Regions from separate parts of the Mus musculus genome. Here all the other regions are linked to region 3. The links are chromatin loops, found by intact Hi-C in ENCODE. Cell type or tissue: left cerebral cortex. All regions are shown on one strand. Each heading gives the region's core, and the rest is flanking DNA. Links, peaks and the distances in the headings are about the cores only.

Region 1 (10,012 bases), core at 4,211-6,710, 1.4 Mb after region 3:
CCGGAATATATTTCATTGTGTGACATATGGTTCCTTTCAGCAGAAGATACTAAATGACTTTAGAAATAGACCTGCCTCTCACTCCCAGGGAGGAAGGTGCCATGCGCAGGCCTGTACTCCGGCCCTGCGTAAAGGTCATGGACCTTACCGGTCCTTCCTGATTTTCCCTGTTATTTTCTCCTGGCAGAGCAGGCTGGGCTTAAACGCCCTTGACATCCAATGCCCAGAGAACCCAAACACAGAAAACAGGAATGCCACTTAGTCACAGTCTACTGTGGGATTCTGGAGGGAAAGGCTGAAGAAACCCTAACAAACCCATGTGTACCATGGGGACAAAAGGGAGCCTGGCACAGGACTTCTGGCCTTTAGGAATTTTAGAAGATCCACTCAATTGAAGGAAGTACTATTCTAATATGTAATTAATTCTAATGATACACATGAGCTATTTTACATGTTGTGTGGAGTCTTAGGCCTTCTAAATTCCACATGCATTCTGTTCTTGCAGCCCGAGCTGGGACTGACCACAGCTGTCGTTCCTGATACCACATAGTGCCCGTGGCTCCTCTATCATGCAGTGAGTTCCTAAAGAGGTCACTGAAAGTGAGCTACTGTATCATGTTCATGTATGCGTTATTCTATGTGAAGGAGGCAGGTGTTGGGGTGGTATAGAGGAGGAGGAGAGTGGTAACTCATATTTATTACTGCTCTTCATTCCTTCACTTCTTCTCAATACCGTGGGCTGCTTGACTGTTTTGCCTGTGTTTTCTCCATTCTACCTTGTTAGTAAGACAGTTCAGCAGGGAGAGGTGCTTGCTGCCAATGCTAGCAACCTGAGTTCTATTCCCAAGGACCCACATGGTAGAAGGAGAGAACCGACTTCTTGGAGTTGTTTGTGTGGTCTGTTTTAATGTCAGCTTCACACAAATTGGGGTCATCTGGGAAAAGGAAACTATATTGGGACAATGGTCTCCATCAGACTGGCCTGTGGGCAACCTGAGGGACAATTTCTTAATCATTGACGTGGGAGGGTCTATCCCACTGTGGGTGGTGCCACCCTGTGCAGGTGGTCTAGGGTGTATACTGTTACTGGAGAAGGGGACACACGGCTTTGAGCAATGGCCTTTCTTTTCACAATGTCATTCGGGGTTACAGTGTGAGTATTGCAGTCCTCACTTAAGAATGCGACCTTGAAATTCACCGAAGAGCTGGGTGGGGCAGCTCAAGTTTAAAATCCCAGCACTCAAAAGTCTAGGGCAGGAGGCTAGCTGTAGGAGGAGGTGCTGATTCCCTAATTGCTTCGTGGTTGCCTGGAGCCAATTGCTGCACAAAAGGGACAGGTGGGACTTCCGGGTCCCAGGGGAAGGAAAAAGAGACTCAGGAGAGGGGTGGGGGTGGGGGTGGTCGTGGGGGAGGGGGAATCTTTTCGGCTTTGGAAGAAGCACGAAGCAACCATGTGAATCTTGGGGAAGCTAGAACCAGCGGCCTCTGCCACCAGTGGAAACTGTCTGCTATAGGCTAGCTGATAAGGTTAGGGCAGGAGATTCTACCTGGCAAGTTCTAAAATAATAAAGCCATCTGAATATTTTTCATCTGCAGAGCAAAGGCAGAGAAAGAGAGATAGGGGAGGTAGCTGGAGGCTTGGCGAAGCTGGTTGGCGTGGAGGAGCAAATGAGAAGCTGAGAGGGAGCGGGTGAAGCAGCTTTCCTGGGTTGGAGGTTGGTAGATTGATCCTGGGCTAAGACAGATGGAGCTAAGGGAACTGGGAGAGGTCAGAGCATGGGCCGAGCTCCTGGGAAGGCAGTAGCTGTGAGTTTGAGAGCAGCGTTAACTACACAGAGAGTTTAAGGCGAGCTTGGGCTACCGAGTAAGACCCTGTCTCAAAGGAAGAAATGAGGCGGTCTGGTTGGAGGAAGGGGAGGGCTGGAGGAAGGGAGGGGTTGAAAGAGAGAACGATGCTAGCTCACAAAGGAAGGGAAGAAACAGCTCGAAGGCAAGAGGCAGACTGTCAGCCATGTTTTAATGCCATGCCCCTTGAGTCCCCGTTCTTCCCAGAAAGCACTGGACGCTAACTATGAAGAGGATGGAGGCTGCTCAGTACTTGGGAGGCTGTTTCCGCAAAGCAAACTTTAGTTATGTGAAGAAGTGGGCAAATATGATGTAAATGTATTAACACATTTGCTGAATTCTGCAAATATATTTTTACACAATTAGCTTAATTATTTAGATACATATTAAACCTTGCTTGCCTCGAGCAATTTAACATGGAATGTAATTTCACATATTATCGCAAGAAAAACACATTTATAGAAAATCTGTGTCTCTCCTTTCATAATAACACTTCAAATCCTCATTATTTAAGACATAAATAAATATATTTCAAGGATAATGAAAACTGTGTTTCCAGAGAAAGTGTCTCTTAACCTACTAACCAAGTGGTGTCCTAAACACTCTGGTTGATTGTGGAGCTGCTTGAGGCCTTGGTGGACTCCGCATTTTATAACAATGGACACAGCAGGGCACCTCCAGACTTCTCGTTTAAAAGTGAAAAAGATGAATTTTCTTTGGTTCTGGAAAAAATTTTTGAAGAGCTTATTAAAAAAAAAAAAAAAAGAACCCCAGAGAGTTAGGCCCAGTGGCTTGAAAGGTAGATGCAGGAAGATCAGGTATTTAAATCCAGCCTTGGCTACATAAATAATGAGTTTGAAGCCAGCCTGGGCTATAGGAATCTGTCTCACAAAAGAAAATGGGAGTTGCCAAGGAGGCAGCAATGATCATGGATTTTCATGCTCTAGCTTTCAGAGAACATGGCTCATCTACACTGAAAAGCCTGCTTGGGAGCCACTGTCTGATGTCGCCCACTAACTCCATACAGTGTTGAGGACTGTGTGTGGTAGGACCTCCTGAGAGGTCCAGGTCTTCCAAGTCCCTGTTTCAATCATCTAGCATGGAGAGGAAAAGAAGACGCATACTGCTAAGGGTGGTTATGTTAATAAAAGGCTTTAAAGATTTACTTTTCTTCTAACTATATGTGCGTGTATACCTCTGCGAGGGGGTATGTGCACGTGAGGACAGGTGCGTGTGGAAGCCAGAAGAAATCAGAACCCCCTGAAGCTGGCTGGAGTCAGGGGTAGTTGTAAGCTGCCTGGCTTGGGTGCTGGGACCCTAGCTCATGAACTCTACAAGAACAGTGAGTGTTCTTAACCATGGAACTGTGTCTTTACCCCCAGTATATTTAAAAGAACTCCCACATGATCATATTCTACTATAATAATAGTAATAGAGGTGGCTCTTTGTAGCAATGGTTTGCAGTCACAGTTTTATAAAATGAGAAAATGGGTCACACGAAGAAGAAACTTTTCATGGCCACTTGAAGCAACCAAACTGTTTAGTTATTTTGCTAGTAATTAGCAATCATTGTGGGGAGAAGGTGTGTGTGTGTGTGTGTGTGTGTGTGTGTGTGTATACAAGTGCACACGTACAATTATCTTTTTGCTATAGCCTCTGATGTTAAGAGTCAGTAATGGACACCACTTGACATTAAATATTGGCCAGTGGTTAGCAGTAGCCTAGGCGTCTACTTGGCAGCACACTTGGGATTTCATCCCCAAAACTCACTGCTAATCTGTCTTCTGGCAGTGTGTTCAAGTCAGCTATCACATGCAGATGACAACATTCATTTGAAGTGTTCTTTTATCCACTTGCTTCAGCTCGGCCCAACTTCTTGTCACTTGAATGTCATATCTTTTTAATAATTTCCTAGTGTTCTCCATATAAAGTGAAGAGAAGGAGGAGGAAGACAAAGCAGAAGTAGAAGCAGAAGCAGGAAGAAGACAAAGAAGAGGAAGAGGAAGGGGAAAGGAAGAAGAAGAAGGAGAAGGAGAAGGAGGGGAAGGGGAAGAAGAAGAAGAAGAAGAAGAAGAAGAAGAAGAAGAAGAAGAAGAAGAAGAAGAAGAAGAAGAAGAAGAAGAAGAAGAAGAAGAAGAAGAAGAAGAAGGAGGAGGAGGAGGAGGAGGAGGAGGAGGAGGAGGAGGAGAAGAAGAAGAAGAAGAAGAAGAAGAAGAAGAAGAAGAAGAAGAAGAAGAAGAAGAAGAAGAAGAAGAAGAAGAAGAAGAAGAAACAAATAACAACAGCATCCTAACAAACAAAGCTGAATACAGCAGCTACCGAAACCCTAGACAATCAGCCATGGAAGACATCAACCCGCATGCTTCATTCAGGGTCCTGGATTCACAGGGGAAAAAATTGCTTATGTCTCCATCAGTTACTAGAGAGTTGGTTTTGAATGTTTGGCAAAAGCCCACTTGGTATCTACCAACATGTGCTCCTCAAACTATGGAGCCATGACGGATGGGTTGTGGTTCATTTCCATCACAAGCCTCCACAGAGTCTGGGGCTTGTCAGCGTGGTGAGCTGCAGAAGGCCGTGTGTGCCCTGCAAGCTCTTGGTGTTCTTGCTGTTTCTTACACACAAGGTTTGCATGGCATTGCCTGGCGCTTCTCCCTGTCTCTCCAGCACCTTTCACATCTGTATGCCTTCCTCTTGCCTGGAGACAGAGAAACCGGAGACAGCTGCCTGCCTTTGTGTGCTGGACTCTCTTCATCACTGCTTCCTTCGGAGAATGTCGCAGGCCCTCCCCAAGATTAACTGAGGTGTCATAGCAACCAGTTGAGGTTTGAGCACATGGTACTGTATCTGGCCTTACTCTCGTTCCATCATAGCCCTGCCACTGTGCGTTGCTGATGCTGTATCCCTGACATATCACTGTATACTTCCTGCTTCCTGGACTATAAGATGATGCATGAAGACAGGGACTCCACATTGCCTACTTCTATATTTCTCTCTCTTCCTCAAACTTCTAACATAACATTGAGTTCACATTGTGAACTTTCCGTTACTCTACATATATTCACTTTTACATAGTTCAGAAGGTATAACACGCACACACACACACACACACACACACACACACACACAAACTCCAAATAACTTACATCAAAAGACTCATTCAAATACCTCACCAATTAATGACTATTTAGAAAAAGAGATGCTATTGTGTAGCTGCCACCACTGTTTCTGAGGTTCCCCAAGGTCATTGAAGGCCAGGAGGAGTCATAAAAGAAAATTGCTGGGTGCCCAACTAGGGAGAAAGAGCTACATGTGCCATCTAGTGGTCATGATGTGTAAATGCACTTGGACTCACCATCTCCAGGTCCATCCTGCAGAGTGAAACCAAACCCCAACAGGCCTTGATTTTCCTTTCTTCAGGGCCCTGTGGGTAGTGTGGAGGGCTCTGCATGGATCACGTTATAGTTAACATCTAAGATAATCATACAAGCTTGATGTTGCCCTTCAACCCATTCTAGGGATGACAAGTTTGAGGAATTGAGTGACTGAGTTTTCTAAGCCTGGCAGTCTAAACACGCAGGCAACATCTTCAGAAATTAAGCCATCATCAACATTAATCTACCCAGTCATGCAGTGCACAGAGCCATCAACCCTTGGGCCGAGTGTGGTGCTTATGTGCTTATGGCTCTCAGGGTTAGAGATTTTACAATGTTAAAATCTTAACACAGCTCAGTGCTGTTTATTCTTGAGAAACTACGACCCAAGGGAAATGTAACAAGCACCTAAACTTCCCAACACGGTAGGGATTTAGAATTTGACACCTATTCATGTTTTCAATTAAGCTCTACATTGGATTTGCTGCGTTGTTTTCAAGTACAGTGATTATATGAAGCTACAAAGTGTCTCCCGTGCTTTTTTTGTTACAAAAAGCAAGTTTTCATCCTTTACATGTTTGATGTTCCAGTTTTCTTGACACCTGGAGCCATCTAAAGTAGAACCAGGGACACCTGTGTGTTTCCCACATGGAAAAGCTCCAGTATTCCATGATTCACCTTCCAGAGCATTCCAGGAACCAGAGCACCAATCCCAGATTCCAGGGCAAGTAGTGAAAGTCTCCTTGTTACATGAGCGGCTTATGCATTTAAAATCTGACGCTTCCTGAATCCTTGTTACCACTGAGATATTGGTGGGTTCCTCTCCTAGCACTCCAAACATCTCAGAAACATGACGGACGCCCCTAGGCTCCACACTTTAAGAGCTCTAGAGTGTGTGAATAGAGAAGCTAAAGTGGACCCTTTACCCAACCCATGTCTGCAGGTGCTCAGATCAGTACACACTGCAGCTTTGTAATAAGAGTCTCAGCAGCCTCTAGTTATAGAATATATTCTGTCCCTTCATGCCAATACTCTCTGCCTCTTCAACCCTTGCAACATTTCCTCTGCTCTATAGAACACATTCTTCCCTCCTTTAATATCTTTATTATGAACTGAGTTTGCAGTCCCTTGGCTCAGACAGCTTCCAATCTCATGGAAAGAAGACTGTGCTAAGTCAATGGAAGGCAAAGAACGATGATGGTGGAGGAAGACAGAACCTGGAGGCCCTGGATGGCACAGGGAGCCCGCAGAGCACCTTATAATAGGCGGGTCAGCGACTGAGCACTTCTCGGACCCATCCCAGAGGCTCTTGGCATTGCACCACATGGTATTATAATTCACCTTGCTGGCATTCCATCTCGTCGTAGTTGGAGTATGTTGCACGATTGATGCTGTAGCCCACAGCAATGTTCACGCATGCTCAGACTCCCCTTCCGCCCTCCTTTTTTCCTGTCTTCTCGTTCCAATCGCTCCCACTGGCAGTCTTGAGCACCCTTCTCTTTAAGTAGCTCTGTTTTATAAGTTCTTCATATTGGTATCTCTCTTGACCCCTGTGGCGTGGCAGAGGATGGGGAGAAAGGAGCAAGAGGCAGGTTTTCGTGGACAGCAAAAGGAAATAACCCCAGCAATGGCTCTGGACAGACAATGTGTATGAGTCTGGACAGACGCAGGTAAGAGGGAAACTATCTCAACAGGGACACGTCGGATGTTCACCGAGAGGCTGACAGCTCCTCGCTGTTCTCTTAGCACATGGATAGTTTCGAATTACTCATATTTCGTGACATTGGCTGAAAACTAGACTATTAACCGTCTCGCTGCCCACGGAAGCTTCACCGCAGCAGTTATAATGTGGGCTGTTCTTTGGTGAAGTGCGCAGAGCCTCAATTACTCTCACTTGATAGAGAGTGGATCGCGTGAAGGACTCGGAGCAACTCCCTGATCACAGAATTTCTCTACTGAATCATTTCACACTCTGTGTGTTTTCCAGCATTTTCATAATCCTTCCCCCAGATACACAAACAGACATTCTTAAAAGACCAAGGGGTGGGGGCGGGGCGCGGTGCGGGGTGGGATCGGGGGCTTTCCTTATTCCTCTTGGACAGGCAGACTGAAATCCTTCACAGCAGAGACCAGCTAGATGTTATTCAGGCTCACGCACCATCAACACGGTTGTCAGCCATGTACCGTGTTCATTATGGGGCGGCATATGAGACAGAGCGAGCACAGCTGGCTCTCCAGATCTCAGGTTGAGGCTGCGGGGCTGACTGCTAGAAGCATCATCTTTTCACTTAGACGCTGAGGAAATTTGATCTGGAAGTCACTGGGGGAGACCGTGGAAGCCCCGCGATGCCGTGCTTATTGAGTGACTTTTCCATTTCCCAGCTTAGTTCGATACAAACTTCTAGCAACACAAGCAAAATGACTATTAAAATGATATTTACGGGCCTGCCGCTAGTGTTTCCAAAGCTATATTGCTTTCAAATAATTCATAGTCCTTAATTATTTCTCAAAATAATTAATACCCCACTCTAAAATTTTATATATTCTTTCTTCTTCATTAACACCCCTAAAGCCAGTGTTTTTATTCTCTTATGAAAAAAAGAAAAAAGCCACTGTAGCTAAGCAAGACTCACCATGAGAGAGAGGCAATTAATAGTCAGAATAAGAGCAGTAAAAGCATTGCTTTAATCATTTGTCTCTGATGGATCTTTGGTTAGAGATTGAATTTTATTGTGTTTGTTTTTAAATGCCATATTTAGAATTATTTTGTTTGAGACCTTAAACAAGTAGACCTTTGTTTATGCTCCAGAAGGTACCAGAAGGCAAACCAAGGTATCCCATATGTTTCCCTCTCAGTTAACTCTTTAATTATTCTGCTCCCCCACACAGAAGCAGGTAGCTAGTTCCATTCACTCTTTACTGCTGATTTAATTCACCGTTTCTCCCTGCCACAAAGCATGAGGCTGATGCTTGGACACTATTTTCCTTGTGGGGTGAGCCTCTTGTCTACATTTAATACGTGTTCCTTGTTACCTCCTGTGCCTCCCTCCTCTCTAAGCGTTAAGAAGAGCTGGCCTTGACCAGGCCAAATCACAAAACACCCTTAGTGTCTTCTGAATGTCAGATCAGTGTAGTGTGTCTCTGGATTATGGATTCTCCAAATGTCTAAAGACTTTTTTATCTTACCTAACTCCTAGTTAGGTATCCATCATTCCTTAGAATTGGATTCTAGTTTTTCTATGCGTACTTTTCACCAGGGAAAAGTGGTGGAAATGTAACAACGGAGGTCTTTCTATTGTATCTTTTGTCATTGAGATACTATAATTCTGAAAATCGTTATGATCCTGAATTAGGACACCAGGACTCTCCACGTTGATTCTTTTGTTCCTGGAAGAGGAAATTTACTTCTTTTCCCTCCCACTACACTGTCCTGTAAAATCTTTAAAGGAAAAAAAATACAATCAAATATTCAGTCGGTGTGTTGTTCTTCACTGTGACTGAACCATCATCTCAGAAGCCAGATCTCCACACACGGTTAACTGAAACGGCTACAGGTTCAGTCACTCCACTGATGTCGGTCGTCTGCTTGGGAAGTTTGCAATGAAGATACTTTAAAATAGTCATGTGTGGCAAAAAAAAAAAAATGGAGGAAACAGAGCCAACAAAGAGCCTCTGTGTATCAAAGAGACTAAGCTTCTCCATGCCTCTGTGTATATCCATGGCGATGGCCTGTCAATCTGCTCTGTCCATGTGGCTTGACTGCCTAGGGCCAACCGGTCATGCACTCTACTCAATACACCTCTTACTTAGAGATTCCGCCAATTCTGTATTATATGGAATATATTCCCATTGCAATCACAAAATAATTCTGATCACATGCAGCCAAGAATTTCCAGAGAATAACGCCCCATGGTGAACCCTAAGTCCTGAGTCTGGGGTGAGGTCACCTAGAGAAACACCTTGCATACTAATGAGATAGGAAGCCTTTTGGTGACCCACTGACCCTCTGAAGTTCACTGGAGACAGAGGTAGAGACATCATCAAACACACCACACATGTTCTGTTCCTTCAGCCTCTCTTCCAACTTTCTCTTCCATGTGCCTTGAGTTTACATTTACCAGTAAAGATTTAAGCATTTAATCCTTATCTCAGGTTCTAGGGAATCCAGGAAAAAGCAATTCCAATAAAAGCAATAAGATTTACCTATCATGCTCAATTGGAGAGTCTACAAAAATTTCTGAGAAACTTAGCCTCCACATTGATTGCTAAGAGTTGCCAAGTCTGAACTGATAAAAGATGGGGATCCTGATGCAGATGAGTCTAGTTAACTTCCATTTAGCTTTTATATTTGTAGCAGTAAAATTTCTAGAGCTTCTGTTAGTCATTTAAAGAAATTATTTGTTTTTATACACATAATACCTAGGCTAACACCAACTAACAAACCTGTAACAAACCCAACAATCTCAAAGGCTTACAAAGCACTAATTTATTTTTAAATTGTTTTTTACATCCTGACTGCAATTTTCCCTCCCTCCTTTCCCCTCCAGTCCCTCCCTGACACCTCCCCTCTGCCCATCCCCCAATCTACTCAGAGAAGGGCAGGCCTCCCATGGATATCAACCAAACATGGCGTATCAAACTGTAAGACTAGGCACCTCCCCTCCTCCTGAGGCTGAATGAGACAACCCAGCAGTAGAAAAATGGTCCCTAAAACAGGCAAATGAGTCAGAGACAGCTCCTGCTCCCACCGTTATGAGTCCCACGTGAAGACTCAACTACACAACTGTCACATT
Region 2 (10,012 bases), core at 3,277-5,776, 1.6 Mb after region 3:
TCTGCATGCTCCACGAACACCTTCCCTGTCAGTCTTCCGTTCCGTTCCATCCCCATCAGTCCACCAGGATTATTTTTGCTCTAGAGAAAGAGGACTTCTTGGCAACGTGGTTTCTACCCATAACACACAAAGTTGCCTCCACTGCCCTGAAAGGGAGAATTACTTCCCTGTACGTTACATATGATGTGTGCACTGTACATATTTTGTGTCTCTAATACAAACAATGCATGAGAATCTATGTATACAATAACATAGGGTTTAGATAAGAGCTTGATGGGACTGGGGAGATGGGTCACATGCACAAACACAGGAGCCTGTGTTCATATCCTGCGTTCATGAAGGAAGTCAGTGTGCCAGAGTACATCTGTAACCCCCAGAGCATGTCTGTAATTCTGAACTGGGAGACAGACATAGGAGGAGCTCAGCCAAGTGGGGAGTTTACGGCTCAGTGGGATAGCCTGGGATAGCCTGTCTCAAAACAGTGACTTAGAGAGCCGCAGAGAAAGATGGAGATGCCTCCCACTGTACTCTGGACATGCGCGCGCGCACACCCCCACGCACTCATGAACGTACGCATGCGCACATGTGCCTGCTTACCCCATAGCATACACACACACACACACACACACACATACAAAGAAAACCAATAGAGCTTAGCAGACACGTTGGTCAAGGGGAAGGGCAAGCATGGCATAGAATATTGAGATCAGTGGCAGAGCAGAAATACACCTGACGGAGAGAACTAAGTCCCAGCAGACGTGACAGTGTCTTACAAAAAGCACATTTGCTAGCGCTTTGCCTGGTAGTCCCGCACTTAACCTGGGGTTCTTCCATTCAGCCGCACATTGCCACACTGACCGAACTCCAACTCAAGTTGAAGAAACTAAATATTTTCCTGCGACTGAAATATGGAGAAGGCAGGGTCCTTTCAGTCCTGAAATCACGGAGTCAACAAGGCCGAGGCCTGAGACTCCCTGTCTTTGTTATCAGTCTCATCATCAAATCACAGCGGTGCTGTCCGCAGGGATGTAGCACCTCTGCCCTGACCTGAGTGTGCAGAGCCCTCAGTTGTATGCAGAACGTCTTTTCTTTTCAGGATTGCACTACGTGGCCCATACTAGTCTCAAACTAACGATCCTCTTGCCTCAAACGCTAATTACAGATATGTGGCACGATACGGGTTCCTGTGTGAACAATCACCAATGTATTAAAGAATTGGGGCCACCGAGGAGGAGCTTAAGTCATAGACAGAATTCACACTCCATAAAGGGTGTGAAAGGACCAGTTGCCCACAGCAATGAGCACACAGTTCATTCTCTCTGGAGTACACGGCAACAGGTGCTGTGTGAAGATGTGTCCCACTAAGAAGCAAAAGCTAATAGTATTTATTTAAATTTAGGAGATAAAAGAGACGAGCCCACTCACTCACATCAACACTTGTTTGGAACTCTGCTGTGCTGGTTGACTGACCTCTGGAAAGATGGCTGGGTGGACCCCAGAAGGAAAGAAGGCCAGAGACAGAGGTCTGATCTGGGTCTCAGATGTCAATTACATCCTAAGGACATGGCCATCCTACACAGAGTGAGGCCATCAGCTAGAAATGACTCGTAACTTACAGATTCATTCCAATTCTAATTTTTTTTCCCCACAGAATAAACTAACGATCCAATTTTAGCTATGATTTCTAAGACAGTTTCCTTCTGTGACACCACATTCAAAGATCCGTAAAGCAGCCCTTTTTTGGATTTCTTTCACATTCCTGCAGCAGATCCCACAGTGTTCAAAGGAGCGACAGCCAGAATTGGCACAGGGCTTTCCGGTGTTTTCCTTGTATCTGAGGAGAAACAGGTTGCAAAGGACTAATCAAATGCTGTCTTCAGGAGAGCGGGGACAAGACGCAGGAAGGAAGGCACTTCCTGCCAGTCTTCGGTCCCCCTTGCTGGTCTTCCCCGCACCTGCAGTGACCTCCAAACCCTAGAGGCAGGAGTCGACATGGGGAGAATCCAATTAATATTTGCAAGAAGACAAAGTAAAATCTTCATAAAATACAAGGGCGACCTGGATCCACGCTCTTCAGTGAGTAGGAAAATCATTAGGATAATTGACTAATACGTGACAAGCTACAGCTGGTCTGCCTCCCGCTGGAGCCTGGGTTTGCCTCGTGCAGAGAAGACCCCAAGAGCCGGTTCAAATGTGTCCCTCGTCCCTCTTGTGACAGCTTTCACTAAATAGCTGGGGTAGCGAGGCTCCGAGTGGCGCTTTTCATACTCCCCTTAAGTCATTCTGTACTTTCTGTATTTGCGAAATTGAGCTATTTGCAAAAGGACTAGATTTTAACTTTTTATTAAAGTCACAAAGCACTGCATCCTGGGAAAGCTTGTGATGTCCCTGGAATGAGCCTAGTGACAAAGGGGTGCAAGCTACTCTTTTTTTTTTCCTGCTCAGACACAATATGAGTCCCGGTAAATAGGCTGGGAATGCTGAGTGATCTCAGGGTATCCCTGTAAACTCTGGCAGAAACCAAGAGGAGGTGGAGGTCCAGTTGAGATGATAGAGTTATGGTTTTATAAGGCCTACGGTTGATCCCATACACTAAGAGAATGGAGGAGGGAGCTGGAAAGAATGGTATTGGGAAACCAGGAGTCACTGTGACTTCAGCCAAAGTGCTGAAGACTGCCATGCCCCATCAAGACAGTATGTTTAGAGAATGTAATGCATTTATAGAGAAAGATTTCAAAAGATTTGCTCCCAGTGGTAAAAGTCTAAGACACGGGACGTAAGCCTAATGGTTTTCAGTGTCCTACGCCTTCACATGTAGCACAGAAGGGATGAGTTCCAAGTGTCCTGGAGCAGCGAAAAACGTTTTTAAACTTCTTACGTATCACAAATCAGTTAGGAGGGACGTGTGATGGGGGTGGGGAAGGGCTATGATCAAACCCAGCATTGTGTGCAAAGAGTAGAATCAACAAAACGAAAAGAAAAAAAAAGCAAATAAATAATTCGCATGAAGTCGAACAGTGACGAATTAAAGCAGCCTGGACGTAGTGGAAACAGAAAGCACAGCGTAAACACCCAGCGGCTCCCAGGTGGCTGCTGTGACCGTGCGGCTGTCTCGCTTGTGACTTCTCTATAATCCCCAGTAATACATACCCAAACTGGACAACAGTTGATGGACACCCACTGCACTGGTTAACCGCACTGAGCACCAAGGATTACACGCTCCGTGTCTCCTACTTGATAGGAATCAGAGTCCAAGGTGGAAACTCTGGGCATTACCTCCCCTCAAATGCCTGAGTGCAGGCAACGGAGGTAACAGTCTTCAAACTGGAGGGTGTCAGTGGAAGATGTCAGCAATGCCTCTCCTGGATATGTGCCTCAGAGGCTCCACACCAGTCTACCACAGACATGTCTACAGCCCCTCTGCCCATCAACAGAGGGTGCAATAAAGAAAATGTGATGTGGCTGAGATGAGGCTCCCAACACACATACAGTAGAGGACTTCCAGGTCTGTGCTCATTCAGAGATGATGCACCAAACCCTCAAGAGACTGGAGGCCCAAGGGAGTTTAGAGGTCAGGTAGGTGGGTTGTGGGGACATCCACGTGGAGACAGGTGGGTAGGGAGGAGGTATGGGCTGTGGAACAGTCAGAAGGTGGATGGGGGGGGAATAAAATATTGAGTGTAAAAAAGTAAATTAATAAAAAAGACAAAGCTCACTTGGGAAAAACAAACAAACAAAAAATAAAAAGAAGAAAGAAAGAAAATGTGGTGTACATACAATACAATCTCTTTATCCATGAAGGTGAAGGGAATTATGTTGTCAAGCTAGAAACTGCATGTGACCGGAGATCACCCTGTTAAATACAATAAACCAGACTCAGAATAACAAAGTGTCATGTTTCTTTGAAGGGGGAGCCTATGGTCAAAGCACATGAGACACTCGAAAGAAGCTATCGACAGGAGATCCAGCACTAGGCACAGCGAGTATAGACCAGTAAAAACGTAGGTAAGAAAATGAACTGAGGCACAAGTAGTCACTCAGCGATTAAAACGGTTACGAGTCCCCCTTGTCCTTCAGGGCAGTAGATAGAACTGGCGCTGAAGTCGTTAGAGCAGGTCAGCTGGCCCTGCCCCTCACTGGCTGCAGTGCTCAGGAGAGCGGGCCCTGCACCTCGACTGGGCAACACACTGGAGCTGGCCCTGGTGGCAAAGGTATGGGTTAGCCATCCCCAAGGGCGTGAGAGCAAGAGAATTGATCCAGCCCCTCACTCGCTGCAACATTTGGGAGAGTGGACATCATAACGTGACTGAGCTTCACAGTGAAGCTGGCTCTGGAGGCGTGGATGCAGGTGAGCTGGTCCTGAGGCACTAGAGCTAAGAGTTGACCCGGTCTCCTGTCCAGGCATTAGATGGCCTGATGAGTAGTGCTACAGAGCTCCCCCTGGTGGTTTGGATAAGGCAGAGCAGGCAGGCCGACTAGCCCAGCAACCATCCAGGCCAGGATCCAGGGCTCTGAATTTGCTCACCCCAAAATCTGTACCGTTTGTGAACAGTTGAGATGTGTGAAAGGGGCCAGTCCTGCGGCCTCAAAGCTGCAGGATCTCCATGACACAGAGCAACAACAGGATAACCAGGAGGAGTCCCGATGACGATCCAATGTTGATGGTATCACGGAAGTGAGACCAATAACTTATTGCCATGAATATTTGCAAGTGAAGGTGTGTGGACAGAGGGATATACTGTGGGACACACTGTGGCATTCTACAGCTTACATGATGAGATGTTTTCTATACTCTGTATTGTTGTTGTTGTTGTTGTTGGTGGTGGTGGTGGTGGTGGTGGTGGTGTGTGTGTGTGTTTTATTTGGAGATGGGCGGGTGGTGCAAGGCTGAAGGGCAGATATGAGAGGATGGGGAGATGATCAGGACCGGAGTGTATGATTTGAAACCCCCAAAGGATCAATGAGAATTTTAAAAAAAACAGATAAGAATATTAAAATGGAAAAATAGTGTGAAAAACTTGTCTAGTGATTCATAGATACCTGGAAAAGAGGTAGGGGGATCGGGAAAGAATAAATCAGAAATGACAAAAGAAAACTGGTCCCACGACTTCAGAGACATGAGGCAAAGGACTGCCTGACTTGCCTCAGTGGTGGTTTTATCTGGTGTCTGCCCCAGAGCCTGAGCATACTTGACAGAGAAAGGCAGGGCTTCTTGGGGGCTCTGCAGAAATAAGGGAGTCACCGCCAGTGCCTGCGGAGAGCCACAAACTGGGCTCTGTTTATCAGCTGACCTGAAAAGGTGGCCATCACTGCCAGCATCGATTTGTCTGATAGCTTGAAAAACATGCTGTCTCTTAATTTTGCTTATGTGTCTTGGAAGCTTTGTGGCTTCTTCGTTTATTAAATCTTCATTCTCTTTCTTCCCAGAAGCTGCTCTTTAAAAACACATAAACAGTTCAGTGTGAAAATTAGCTGGGCTTGATTCATCATTCATTCTGGAAGAGCGGCTTTTAAAAAGACAGAGGGAATTAAGCTGAGAGTCAGGCTGGAGATGCGGGCCTCCCTCGGCTTTGAATTAGATGTGTTTAATGGGAACATGGCCACTAGGGCTGTGAGGAGTGGGGGGGGGGGGGAATCTATTGGCCCTGCTAATACTAAACATTCCAGCTGCGAATGGAATTCGTTTTGGCATACACAAAGTGAATAAGCCTGGACAGGCTTTGAAGGCCTTTTACAAAGACCTGGCCTCCTCCTACCTTCATCAGTCCACCAGGAGTTGCCTCTGTTGAAATCCTGTTCTCCCTCAAAGAACAGCTCAGATCCCAAAGCCCTGAATTGTAACAACCAGCAGAAAGTAATTTTAAAATTTTCATCAGAGTCCCCATTGAGGTGCAGACTCTACACACTGCCAATCGGGGCTGTCTACCTGCCAGGCAGGTGATGCTCCTGAAAGCCCCGTGTGAGGGGCCATTAGTCCCAAGCTCTGAATAAGGACTCCTGGAATTAAAATACAGGAGAAAGAACGGAAGCTCACACTGCGAACCCTCTGCATTGTTTTAAGTGACTTTAGGAGACCTGGTGAGGCAGGAATCCGTGCCTACTTCTGTGAGAGTAACAGAAGTGGGCTGGAGACAAGCAGGTGGGTGTCGAAAGCAGCCCGGAAGACTCTGCTGCTGGAGCCGGGGACATAGTTGAGTTGACAAAGTGCTTGCCATGCAAGAATGGGAGTTTGAGTTCAGAGCACTGACACCCATGTAAAATGATTGGGGGGAGGGGAGACATGGTAATTATATGTCGGGGAATCGAGATAGGAAGATGTCCAAGATTCAATTGACAGCCAGCCTAAGGCAGCCAGGGGTCTCCAGGTTCAGTGGGAGACACTACCTCAAAAAAAAAAAAAAATAAGGAAAGAGTGATTGAGGAAGACACATGATGTCAACCTTAGCCTTCATATCAGCACACACACACACATACACACGCACACGCACACACACGCAAACACGCATACACTGCACACATAAGAATACACACAGATAGTTTGACAAACTTTGATTAAAGTCATTTTCAACTGTTATGCACAAGACAGTTTCTGACCAACCTGTCTTTCTTAAGAAGTTTAGGATGACTTTAAAAGACAAAATCAGTATCTAAAAGAAAAAGAAAAGTCTCCACAACAGGTAACACTTTCATGAGTTTAGCTGAGAAAAATTTCCCCCACCACATGATGGCTCTGTGTCATACAACCTGGACTCTGTGTCTGACAGTGACTCCCCAAGGCATATGCAGAAGAGCTTGGATATGCAATAAGGTCACCCTGCAAGGGTAGAAGACTGATCCCAGCTTCTCCAAGGAGCCCCAAGTCATTAATAAAAACAAGTATGACTTATCAGAGTCCACCTGGGTCTATATCCTTTCTTCAACATCTCTTGATGTTTTATTAGCTTCAAAAATTGGTTTCTTCCTTAAGTGAGAATTCTTGATCTTATTGGCTTACTTCATCAACTTCCATTTTTAATAATGTATATAAAGGTATGTATGTTCATGTGAGTACAGGTGGCCTTAGAAGCCAGAAGAGGGCATTGGGTCTCCTGAATCTAGAGTTACTGGCAGTTATGAGCTGCCCCACACAGATGCTGGGAACCAAACTCTGGCCAGCCATGGGTCAGCTAGCTTAGAGCAGCCATCTAAGAGCAGAGGCATGCTGGAACTTACTATGTTCCAGCTGGGCGGTGTAGTAAGAAAAATTTAAGCTTATCCCCAACTACCTTACAAATAAATGAGACTCAGACTATGGTTATTTTATTTGGCTTTGACAATTACTGAGGGGTAACCCATAATCTACTCTTCTAACTGCAGGCCTGGCTACCTCCCCAGTGGTGCACCCCAGATACTTGCTGTTTCTCCTGGATGTGTGCTCATGGTTCATCTTCCCTCATGGTGGCTTCCTCCTCCTCCCCCTCCTCCCCCTCCTTCCCCTCCTCCTCCTCTTCCTTCTCCTCCTCCTCCCCCCCTCTCCCTCCTCTTCCTCCTCTTCCTCCTCCTCTTCCTTCTCCTCCCCCCTCCCTCCTCTTCCTCCTCTTCCTCCTCCTCATCCTTTTCATCCTCCTCATCCTCTTCATCCTCCTCCTTCTTCCTCTTTCCTCGACATCTCTTTTCCTCCAACCTAGTCAGTCCTAACCAACCTACCTCTAATCCCTCCAGTAATTGGCTGTAGCCAACTTTATTTAACCAGTAGTTTTAAACCAAGGAACAAGGCTTGCACAACAAAAGCTTGCAAACATGAGCAGTCACTCTTAGGCCTAGACCTTCAGGTACAGAATTTAGCCTTACAATACATAGCAATAGACCAAACCTCACAGGGGTTCTCTTAACTCTGCCTCAACTAGATGGAAGATGAGCAACAACTTCCAAAAGATGTCTTCTCACCTCCACATGTGCACCATGAGTCACAAACATGCACATGCGTACACACACACACATATACATGCATAACACAAGCATATACAACAAATATTTTAAAAACCAGGAGATTTGAAAGAAAATGCCTATCACAGGACCCTGCTCTTTTACCTATATTACATTTAAACTGATTTGTCGATATATAATTGCATATTATCTCACCTGTTTGTATCTTTACCTCTGTTATCTAATTTGACAATTTTTAACTCTCCCCAAAAAGAGGATTCCCCTATCTCTTAGCATCCAGTCCTTACTCTCCCTCCGTGTGCAACCTGCACGCTCGAAGTCTCTAGACAGCTGTGGCATACGTGGGCGGCTTTCCCAGCCCTGGAGCACTAACTTGGGGTTTCAAGCCTGGCTGTTTTCACTCAGTTAGGATTCTCCGTGTTCATTTCTTACTCTGGTGTGTGTGTATACTTCACTCCTTGTTGAGGTTTGGTCATTTGCTGTATAATGCTAGACATTAGCCCCCAAGGCCTGGCAGCCCCAAGAGATAAGAGAATCTGCCCGTTCACAAGTGATGCTATGTAAACTGCGCTCCAAGTTATCCCTGATTGGAGAATTAAGATGTCTACAGCCTATAGCTGGGCAGATGAGAGACAGGTAGAGTTGGGTCCCTGGGCTGGGGATCTGAGGACAGACCATAAGGATGAGAAGGAAGAAAGCAGAGAGAGGAGAGACACCAAGGGGTATGTGAGTTATGAAAACAAGGCCATGAGGGCTGGCCGATTGGAGGTAAGAGAAGCTCAGATAGAATATAGCAAGTTGTAATTCAGGGTTATTGATGGGGAAGTAGATTCTAATAGCTGCCCAGCTCTAGTGCTGATTAAGGCTTATTATAAACATAAAGGTTGTGTGTCTTTTATCTGAAAACTGAATGATCAAAGGTGTGGTAGAAACCCCCAAATTGAGATTAAATATTTCCTACTACAATTCTTTTTATGGCTGAATCTGTAGCACGTGGTATTTAGGCAGTCATCTTTGATAGGCATATAAGTTGTTTTCTTCTTGGGTAGGGTTATAAACAGTGCTGATATAAACATTTACAAACAAATTCAATGCATATGTATTTCTGTGGCATGTCTGGGTACCCTAGTTGATGTTCCTATTGCTGTGGTAAACATCATGACCAAAAGCAACTTGGGAAGGAAGAAAAGGGCTTATTTTATCTCACAACTCTCTCACTCTCCATCACGGAGGAAGTTTGGGTGGGAATCTGGAAGGAGGGACGGAAGCAGAGGCCTCAGAAAAATGTTCCTACTGGTAAGCCCTTGTGGTTTTGCTCCGTTTGCTTTCATAGACACTCCAGGGCCCTCCCATATCAATTACTGACTTGTCTGCCTGTGGGCCAATTTGATGGACACACTTTCCCAACTGAAGTCCCGTTTACCCAGAAGGCCCTGGCCCATGTCAAGTTGACAGAAACCTAACATTTTACAAAACAGGCAGCCTTCTGTCTGAGCCTTTTGTTTGTCTGATTCGCTTTGCTTGTTTTAGTTTGGCCGTTGTTGACATTGTTGTTTTGAGACAAGGCATCACTGTGTATTCCAAGCTGACCTCACACTATGGCAATCGTCCCGTCTCACCATCCTAAGCACTGGGGTTGTAAGCACGAGCCACCACACCCGGATCAAAAGTTTTCATTTCTCCAAATCCCCTGTGACTCGTGGAACCTTCTGCCTTTAACAGGCTGGGCGCAAGGTGAAACCCGGTATCTTTCCCACGAGTTTGTTGACGACTTGGATAACTTTCTGAGTATGCATCTGCTCCGATCCTTTGCTTTTTTATGATTGATTTACTTGTTTTTACTACATTTTTACTTACAGTGTTCTAATTGACAAATCATAAACTTGAAATGCATGGAGAACAATGTGGCATTTGATGTGTGTACACAGTGCAGAGTAATTAAATCAAGCATCATCAATGTGTCCATCATCTTCCTTGACATTTGTTGGGTGATACACTGGAGTTTTGCTGTCCATCATCTTGACTGTAGTCACTTGACAGTGCTACACATCTCAAAGCTCTTCTTTCCTTCCGCCTTCCTTCAGAC
Region 3 (10,012 bases), core at 4,958-7,457:
ATAGAATAATGGCTTCTGAATGATGGCGGGCAGGGCCTCAAGGCAGTGGGGTGATTGGTTTAGTTAATCCTTAATACTCTTCTATGATTTCATGGCAAATCATGACAACATGCCATCTCAGGGGCTGGTGAGGTGGCTCCGTGGGTAAAGCTTGATCACCTATATTTGATTTCTGGGCTCCACATGGTGGAAGGAGAGAATCTATTTCTGTAAGCTGTACTCTGACCCCCATATGTCATAGGGGTGTGTCCTTCCCAAAAAAGCAAGTTTAAAGAAAAGAGACTGTGTCATTTTACTTTTAAATGATTTAACTAGAGGTGAATTTCCACGTACTTATTTAAATTATTGTTCATTTACTTTTGCTGCCTCTAATAGTGTAAGGAGCTAAAGATGTGAAGCCCAGTGACCCCAGCTTAGCCACACAAAGCTGGCAGCGAGGAAGCGGTGTGCGTTTGTTTAAGAACTGTGGTTAAAGCTGATGACCCAGCAGGATGGAAACACAGCTTTGATCTCTCTTCTGGCTTGGCCACTGCCCAGATTCTGATCAATAATTCATTCAAAGAGAATCCAAGTTTCGAGAAAAATCACTTAAGTTTATTGGACCAATTTCTCCATCACTGGATACTTAAGTTCGTCTTAGTGTTGACATTAGCAGCTGTGCTGGGTAAACACTCAGACTCAGTATCTTAATCTGGTAAGATTGTATCTTTTGCTCACAAGAAGTGCAAAGAGTTCAGGCACCTCACTGCAGATGCTCTGCCTCTCACTACAGATGCTCCGCCTTGCTGGAGATGTTCCCCCTCGCTGGTGGAGGGAGGCAGGCTCCTTTGCATATGCACAGTGGCCTCTAGGTTTCTCTGTCTGACCCTCCACACTTCACTATCACCAATGCATAGAGGTTGGTTTAGGGGTGGGGGTAAATTTGAACTTGAACCCACTCTTGTCACTTCTGCTTGTATTCAGTGACCCAAAATTCTGTCCTGCAATCAAATCTGATACCATAAAGGTCAGGAAATGTCAGAGGAAACATTTTTCTGAATGCTAGTAGTTTATATCATAGATTAGTTCCAGCTTATTGCTATGATAAAGAACTCTGAGATGAAGACTACCTTATTTGTATTTTTGATCACATTATTTTCCTCAGAACCTACTACTTATAGTGAACTTGGAGTTAAAGACTGAATTTTATGATACTGCCTTTGCTGGAGGGCAGAATCAAGTCCTTCTGTCACTGCTAATATAACTTTAATCACCTTCTCCACAGCCTTTTAAAATTTGAAAAATATTTCATACATATGAGTATTTTGTTTGTATACAGATCTGTGTGCCTCACATGTGCCTGGTGCCTGTGGAGGCCAGAAAAGGCTATCATATCCTCTGGACCTGCACTTACAGGTGGTTGTGAGCTGCATGATATGTGTGCTGGGCACAGAACTTGAGTCCTTTGAAGAAGAGCAATTTCTCTTAACTATTGGGCCATCTCTCTAACCCATTTCTCCCTATCCTTGTCAACAAACACCTGGTTAGTTAAATGTAGACATTTGTTTCTCCAACCATAACATCAGTATCTATTCCACACAGTTGGTATTAGTCAAACTCCATGCTTGTGAACATGATCCATAAGTGACAATGTGATATATGTATGTGTGCAGGCATGTATGTATGTATGTGGGTGTGCATGTGTGCATGTATGTGGGTGTGCATGTATTTGTGTGTGTGGGTGTACATGTATGTATGTATGTGGGTGTGCATGTGTGCATGTATGTGGGTGTGCATGCATTTGTATATGTGGGTGTACATGTATGTATATATGTGTGTATGTGTGTATGTGTGTATGTATGTATGTATGTATGTATGTATGTATGTATGTATGTATGTATGTTCGTGGTGTGCATGTGCCACAATGCACATGTAGGGGTCAGTGCACAACTTGTGGAGCCAGTTCTCTTCTCTCACCTTTATGGCATGCTCTAGTTAGCTGAACTGTCAGCTTAATGCACCTATGGGCACCTGAGAAGATATGCCCAGGTCACTTTGGCCTGTGCAGATGTCTGTGAGGGAATTATCTTGATTGCTAACTGATGTAGAGGGTCCAGTCCACTGTGGGCAGTGCCATTCCCTAGGCAGGTGGTCCTGGACTGTATAAGATGCTGGCTAAGCATGAACCTGGGAGTGAGCCAGCAAGCAGCGTTCCTTCATGGTTTCTACTTCAAGTTCCAGCCCTGACCTGACTCATGATGAACTGTGACCTGTGGGTAAGTAAGGCCGTCTCTCCCCTAAGTTGCTTTTGTTTGTAGGGTTGTCACAACAGACAGGAAACTACAACACACAGGTTCTAGGGATGGGGCTTGGGTTGTCAAGCTTGCATGCCATTGAGCTATCTGGCCAGCCCTGGTTGTTATTTTGAGAAGGAAGTTTGGAAAAACCTTGAGTACCTGATAGTCATTTTTAAGTATTTTAAAAACTCTATTTTATCTACTCATTCCCATGCATGCTCACAGATAGATATTAAGTCCAGCCCTGAATGAAAGTGGAGAAGGAATCTGTTCTCCAGGGACTCTCTTCTTGTTTTTCCCAGCAATGAGCCCTAGTTATAAATCCACCAGTGAGAGACGTCCAATGTTGTCAACTTGGAGCTGTCAATCAGAAGACAGAGTAGGTGTGGCAGGAGGCAAATCCTGTCCTTGTTCTTTCCTAGTATGCTCAGTTAGGGCCAGTAGCAGTGGAGAGCTAGCAGCTCACCAGTTTTCTGTAAACAATGTTACCCTTATCAAGATTGTCTATGGCTAATATATAAATAGTTACTGAGGAAGAGGAAGAGAGAATCACTAAGTAGGCATGGGTTTTCATCAGTGGGAGGGCCCACCTTCCACTGATTAGTTAGTTATGCATTGAAAAGGGGGTGACTCTGTACAGCAGAAATGACATTAAATTGCAAATACATGTCTGTGTATGTATACATGTATGCACATGTGCATGTGAGAGAGAATGTGTGTGTGTGTGTGTGTGTGTGTATGTGAATGAGACGAGATGCAGAGGTTGGATGACCAAAGTTACAAGGTAATAAGATCTTACTGGTCCCTCTTGGACCAGTCTATTGAACTGGGTGGTTTTTGTTGTTGTTGTTGCTTTTGCTTTTGTTTTTGACACAAGATAATTAAAGAAGTGGACCACCACACCTGGCTGAAGCGGGTGGGACTTAAGAGGCCATTTAAAGATAAATATTCAATATGCAATAGCCAGGCAGGCACAGGTACAGATGTGCAAGCACTAAAATGAGCAAAATGACCAAAGTTTGTGATTGTAACGACAGAGCCAGCTTCTTTCCCAGCCCCCAGCATGAATGTAGCCACCTTCTTCCCCAACTGTCAACATGAATGTCAACATGTGGTGCCCGTGTATGGACCCACAAAAGCCAGGGCTCAGACTTTGGATATTTAGTTCAAGATTTGAATTACTGTGTTAACTCTCACCTGCTCCAGGCAGAACAATGCTCCGTTTTACTCGATTTGTGTCCTAACCTCTGAGACCTGTGCCTGTTCCTGAGTTATTTCTCATAGAAAAGGAAAGCTGCACATATAAATAGGACCTTGATCTGGATATATATATATATATATATATATATATATATATATATATATATATATATATGTGTGTGTGTATGTGTGTGTCTATAACACTGGTACTAGGGATCCAACACCTTTTGGTGTCCACGGGCACTGCACACATATGCTGTGATGCTGAGTGTGCATATACACGCAGGCAACTAAGCACACATTAAAAAGGAGGCTCTGTTCTAGGATGGTCTTCCTGGTGTTGACCATGTAGTTGTTTTATTCTTGAACATTAGATGGTGCTAAGCATCCATGTTTCTGACGTTGTCAGCCAGCTCATCTAATTTATAATAATTAGGACCGCATTATAGTCATTGAAATAGTTGAGCTAGTTGTTTGGGGAAGTGTAAATCCCATGGTTAGAGATTCAGAAAACCTGCCTAAGAGCAGCAATGATTGACAGCCCATTCGAGGCCCAAACAGTCTCTACCAATGCAAGACTCAGAGATTAAACTCTCTTTCTGTCCGATGTGCAGAGTTGTCTGTATCCCTTCAAGGTGTGGAAATGTGAAGCATAGCACCCCCCAGAATCCCTGACAACCCGGAGCCACAGAGCTCAAGAAAGTGCCTGGGAGATAGGAGCTACAGGGAAAGTCAGAAAAGTCAGCTAGCGGTACGGGCATTTGTTTTCTTAAACATGGTGCGTTCAACGTTTAAGAAAAGGCAGCAGAAGCGACCTCCCTGTCTTCTCTTGAAAATGATTTACTCTGGTCAGTGAAGTGCTGAACAGCAGCAAAGGAAGGAGCATCAACCTGGTGGACAGGGTGCTAGCTCCTTCTTGCTGTTCTGAGACAGGGTCTTGCTATGTAGCCAGGGCTGGTCTGTAACCAGGCTACCCTTGAACTCCCAGAGAGCCACCTGCCTTTGCCTTCAGGGTGCTGGGATTAAAGGCGTCCATTACCATGGATACCTTGATGATGTTTCAGTAGTTTGTGTCTAGGGTTTTTGTGTTTGCTGCTTGTGTATTGCATATTTCTAAGCATATGTGCCTACTCAATCAAGTTTAGTGATCTATTGATCACTCATGTAATACAGCATGTTTTCACTCTGGAACCCAGAATGACAGAGAGAAAGGAGGGAGATGTGTGCATCGAAGTCGTGCCTGCCTCTGCTCACTTCCTTTTCAGAAAGAACATTTCATGTATTCAATTTCTTTTGAAAACAATTGTGTGTGTGCATCAGTGAGTGAGTGTGTGTGTGTGTACATGCAAGCATGCTGTGTGCATGGTAGTGCAGTGCCTTTGGGGGCCAGAAGAGGGCGTTGGATCCCATGGAGCTGGAATCACAGGCAGGTGTGAGCTACCACGTAGGCGCTGGATAACAGCGCATGCTTTCAACCATAGAGTATCTCTCTAGACTCAGTGTGTTCTGTGTCCTGGAGGATGAACGTGCTCTAGCTGAACACAGAAGCACAAAACACAAGGCCACTCAGAGCAAACGTAGACTCTAAGGGCTGAATGTCAAGTGCTCAGTTCTGAGACCATAGACCAGAAACATTCCTGCCTTCTTGTGGGATTTCCTTCTAGGTAAAGAACTTGTCTCCTGTAAGCACAACCCAAGGCTTTATTTGAAAGTTGTCTTTGCCACTAAAGGACCAAGCTTTAGGGAGACCTTTTCCTGTATGGGGAAGAAGAGACCAAGGTCAGATGGTGTATTCTGCAGGGATCACCCCACGTCACTTGATCCTAAGCATAGTTTTTTTTTTCTTCTCCCTAACTTTTTTCTTTTGAGGCAGGGTCTCACTCTGTAGCCCAGGCTAGCCTAGAGCCATATAGAAACCCTCCCTCTCAGCCTTTCCTGTGCTTGGCTTTACAGGTATGAATCAGAATGCAAAGCCTAGCACAGTGAATTGTTCTCTATTTCCTTGAATTAGTGTAATTAAACAGTAAAAGAAAGACAAGAAAGTGCCAGAAAGGAAGACAAGTTAGGAAGGGACACTCCTGTGGAGAAAGATATCCTTTGCAAAGATAAGCTGCTCTCTCATGTCTACACAAGGAAGAGCAAGCCTGGAAGCAAGGTCTGGTAACAGAATTTAAGCTTTGCCACTGTTGTAGCAAGTGAGAGAACTTTGTTACAAGTCCAAGATCACCATCAACATCTCCCAAACTAGATATCAGTAATGCATAGAAATTACACGCACCCACGCACGGAGCACGGACATCTGTGAAGGGACTGAGAGACAGGAAGATGGACATGCACTTGTAGAGGGTAGAGGTGGATGTTGGGCGTCTTCCTCTATTGCTCTCCACCTCGTTTGTTGAGGCAGGGTCTCTTTCTGAACGTGGAGCCCAATAGTACGGCAACTGATACACTGTGAGGCAGGGGAAGAAGTGAAGTGGGGCTGGAGAGCCTTGGGTGCAGAGCTACAAAGGAGTAAGACCCTGGTTATGAAAGGCAGGAAGAAAACCAGCTGGGTTTGAAACCCATGCCCACAACCACAAGAGGGACCCACGTGCTCACTCACTGGTACCACTTTCTAAGAACAGCCTTAGAAAACTCTAAAGATGCTGATTAGTGAGGATATAAATAAAATAGAGATACAGGTGTTGGCCATTATTGTAGAGAAAGAAACGGGGTGCTTCCACCAGGCCACAGGGGAGGGAAGGATAGATTTATGGGAGTGCCCACCAGCCCTTTTCACCTGCCCTTCCAGCTGGTTGCGGTGCTGTTTTATTCTTACAGATTTTTTTTTTACAGTGTCTCTGTTCAGCCAGAAGGTGCTGCTAAAGTACAGTGAGCCACAGAGGACAAACTAATGCAGAAGTAACGGGCGCCAAGAGGGATAAAGATGTCAACTGTGCCCATATGAGAATCCAAGCACAAAGATATCCATTATGAGTGGAGAAGAGGGCTTCACTGTAGCGCGTACCCTCTATAAATATTCCAGCCAAATGTAAACATAGAGTACTGCCTTGTGATGTTTGCGGCTGCGTAAACAGCAGCCTGGCTTTTCTTCTCATTAACGCCCCTTTCTCGAGACAGGGGCTTCTATACCGTGAATCTGGGGCAACGTAGTATGATCCGTAGCTCCCCCCCCCCCAACAGGGTGTAGCGTACATGGAATAAAAACGAGAACTTAAAATCAGCAGACTTTTATTTTTATTTTTAACAAACACAGCTTTGCTTTACTGTATAAAATCCCATATGTTACAGGAAGAGCCCTGCGCGCGCAGGCAGCGAGGACTAACAAAGGAGTGGAGCGGAGCGCAGGCCGCGGTTTCAGAAACTTGGGATTTCTTCTGATGGTGGCAAACACCACTCAAACAAATACTTCTTCTAAAGATGTCACACCATCACTCAAAATGTTAAACCGTTTATAAAAAGAGTGTCTTTAAACTGAGCCGAGGCGTAATTGTATTCAGAACGACTCATTTTACTTTCAAAACTTAGACCAGGGTAACTTTTTCTCTTTTTTTTTTGAAGTGAAGCTTTCTCTACTGCAGGAAGCAAACTGCACCAAACATTTTTCAATATGGGATTACAGTTCACCCCAAGTTAACTCAATATGCCAACCAAGAATAGACTAGGGGACTCAGGGGCCCAGGCTTTTCAGCCTCCTTTGATACCCTGCATTTTAAAAAGCAAATGACTAAAAGTAGGTATGTGGAAATTATGTGTGCCCATTTATTGTCAGATTTTTCCTAGGTGTGTCAATACATGCAGATTTCCTCAGCTTGTGGAACGCAGAGGCAGGAGGACCAGAAGTTCAAGGCCAGCCTGGAATAGATGAGATTCTGTCTTAAAAACAAACGAAAGGAAAAAAAAATAAAGAGAGGAGATGAGAGAGAGGGAGGGGGAGGAGAAGGGAGAGGGGGAGGGGGGAAGGGGGAGGAAGGGAGAGAGGGGGAGAGGGAGAGAGAGACAGAGACAGAAAGAGACAAAGAGAGAGACAGAGACAGAGAAAATGAATTGGTTTGGCCCGGTGTGTCTAGCAAGCTGTATCCCAGGAGTACCCCAGAATAACTCATCAGTTCTAGAGGGAGTGGGCACCTAACCTCAATGGAACTTATTCCACTTACTAGAAACATGGTCATGTCAAAAAACAGAGTGAGGACCTTCAATTAGGTCTCAGGAGGTTTCCTTTAGTCACAAATTATAAACATCTTCGCCAGGCTCAGTGGGAATCAAGACTCTGGCTCCCTGTGAGGAAGCAAGCTGAACTCTGCAGGGCTGGGCTGACTGCTTTGTTGGAATCCTTTGCTGGCGATGCCATGGCTGCAGAGGAGGTGAGAGGGTGTGTCCAGGGCTCACGATTTCCCTTGCAGTTTCTTCTTCAATGGGGGATGAGTAATGAGAGGAAGGGCCTGTCAGCCAGACTTCATGGTTTTGGGGAAAGACAGAAGTGTAAGATGCATTCTGAGAATATGTGTGTTTGACTCTTAGTTATGTGAGGGTAAGGGAAATACTTCTATATTTATGTCCAAGAAATACCAGGCAAAACCCTTGTAAATTTGCCATACTCAGTTTAGAATATATATATATATTTCAAATCAAATTCAGAGAAGTGGTTTGTTCTTTGTGTGTCTCAAGGACCTGGGCCTAGAACTCACCATGGAGTTGGGCCTTGAACTCCCAATCTTGTGTTTTTGTGTTTTTTGTGAGACAGGACTTCTCCGTAGCTCTGGCTGGCATGGAGCTGCCTGTGTAGACCAGGCTGTCCTCAGACGCACAGAAATCCAAGCACATCTGCTGGAATTACTGATGTGTGCTACTATGCTCAGGCTGGCCAGTCTTTAAACATCTTATTTTCTCTGTTTTATCATATGCCTTATGACCCAAGGTGTACATTAATTTTTCTGTCACCATTTCTGGTGTGTATGGACAGGTTCTTCATTTATCCAGAACTCTCTTGTCCAGTAACTAAAATCACAAAATAATTCAAAAGGAAATATTTCTATATAGTTCATAATCAACTATTTTTTCTGATATATAGAGTTAAGAAACTATTAGTCTGATGGCACTGACCCAAAAGAATTCTTTCAAAACTTTAAAAATATTTTTTAAAATTAAAAAAAAGATTTATTTATTATGTATACAGTGTTCTGCCTGCACGTATGCCTGCAGGCCAGAAGAGGGCATCAGATCCCATCACAGATGGTTGTGAGTCACCATGTGGTTGCTGGGAATTGAACTCAGGACCTCTAGAAGAGCAGTCAGTATTCTCAACCTCTGAGCCATCTCTCCAGCCCTATTTATTTATTTATTTATTTATTTATTTATTTATTTATTTATAATGATGTATCTGATATGGCAAGCATTTGCACACGTGCACATGAGTGTAGTGTCTGCAGAAGCCAATTCTACTGGTTCCCTTGGATCTGTAGCTACTGGTGGTGATGAGCTATCTGACACAGTGCAGGAAACCAAACTCTGGTCCTCTGGGGGCACAGTGTGTGTACTTAACAATTGAGCCACCTCTCCAGACTCTTGTCTGTCTGCATGTATGTATGTCTTGTGCAGGTGGCCATAGGTGCTGAGTGTTCATTATTGCAACAGCCATGTCATATCCACAAGATGGTGTCACACAGTATTCTTCCCCATCTTCCGGTTCATATAGTCTTTTTGTTTCCTCTTCTGTCATAGTCTCTGGGGTTTGGAGGGGTCATACAGTTGTCCTGTTAAAGGCTATCAAAAAGAAATTCAATGGTAGGCTTGAGTCTATTTGTGAGAAAGCATGTCCGAATTACCTTTATGTTCACAAGCTTGGTGCCCTTACTCAACAGCTACATGTTCGATGCTAACTATGTGCAGGGTGTTTGCTCTGGGCCATTGGGATCTACAGGGATCCAAACCCAGTCCTCTGCTTCTGTGGACTACGCAATGTTCCAGCAGCAGGGTAAGGAATAGATAGAGCCATGGCTGGAGGGACAGAGGGTGGTGGAGAGAGTGGGCAGGAGCAGGAAGGGGTGTGAGCAGGGCAGATGGGGTGGGGCTCCTGGGATATGATGACAGTTTAAACTTCCAACACAGTGGGAACTGCAAGGAGGCTCTGAGCAGAGGGCAGGCAGGTGCCATTGGGCTTGCTTCTGAAAAGGACCCCTCTTGGATTTTATATTGAACGTTCTCAGTGAATGGCAGAAAGGTCCAGTGGCAGGCCTTGGTAATTCAGATGCCAGTGATAGTGGCTTGCTCTCTGAGGTAGAAACAGTATCGAATCAAGAAGGCATCTCACCAGAGCAGCAGAGGGTTGTGAGGCAGAGACAGGACAGCCCTGGAACGTCATCGTGATCAGCTAATAAAGGGGAGCCAGAAGGAAGGGGTCGATGACCACTGTGACATAAGTGACTTTCCTGAAATGTGCCAACAGAAGAGCAAAGGTGTGTCCTAACCTCAGAAGATAGATCGTCAGCACATGAGGGGCCCCTGGGACGATCCAGCAACCTCAGAAGATACAGGGT

Evidence for each region. Peaks named below come from ENCODE experiments on the same cell type or tissue, not always from the same donor. Only the 100,000 strongest peaks of a DNase experiment are listed, where the experiment ranks them.
Region 1: a loop joins it to region 3, with 2.3 times the contacts of the local background. A loop is called at or near these places in 12 of 42 quality-filtered maps.
Region 2: a loop joins it to region 3, with 4 times the contacts of the local background. A loop is called at or near these places in 8 of 42 quality-filtered maps.

Annotation. Positions count from the first base shown.
Region 1 is chr6:143,604,436-143,614,447 of GRCm38, reverse strand. It overlaps 1700060C16Rik (RIKEN cDNA 1700060C16 gene), which reads left to right. Exons shown (of 5, transcript NR_045732.1): 4 at 506-574. Among named protein-coding and RNA genes, the nearest start is that of 1700060C16Rik, 42 kb to the left of the region's middle. In left cerebral cortex, for the core only: a CTCF peak has its summit at 5,176 (motif pointing left); a DNase peak (open chromatin) is centred at 5,151.
Region 2 is chr6:143,368,285-143,378,296 of GRCm38, reverse strand. No RefSeq gene overlaps it. Among named protein-coding and RNA genes, the nearest start is that of Gm31427, 80 kb to the left of the region's middle. In left cerebral cortex, for the core only: a CTCF peak has its summit at 4,442 (motif pointing left); a DNase peak (open chromatin) is centred at 4,443.
Region 3 is chr6:144,958,216-144,968,227 of GRCm38, reverse strand. No RefSeq gene overlaps it. Among named protein-coding and RNA genes, the nearest start is that of Gm46721, 18 kb to the right of the region's middle. In left cerebral cortex, for the core only: CTCF peaks have their summits at 6,103 (motif pointing right) and 6,330; DNase peaks (open chromatin) are centred at 6,109, 6,325 and 6,749; H3K4me3 peaks cover 955 bases.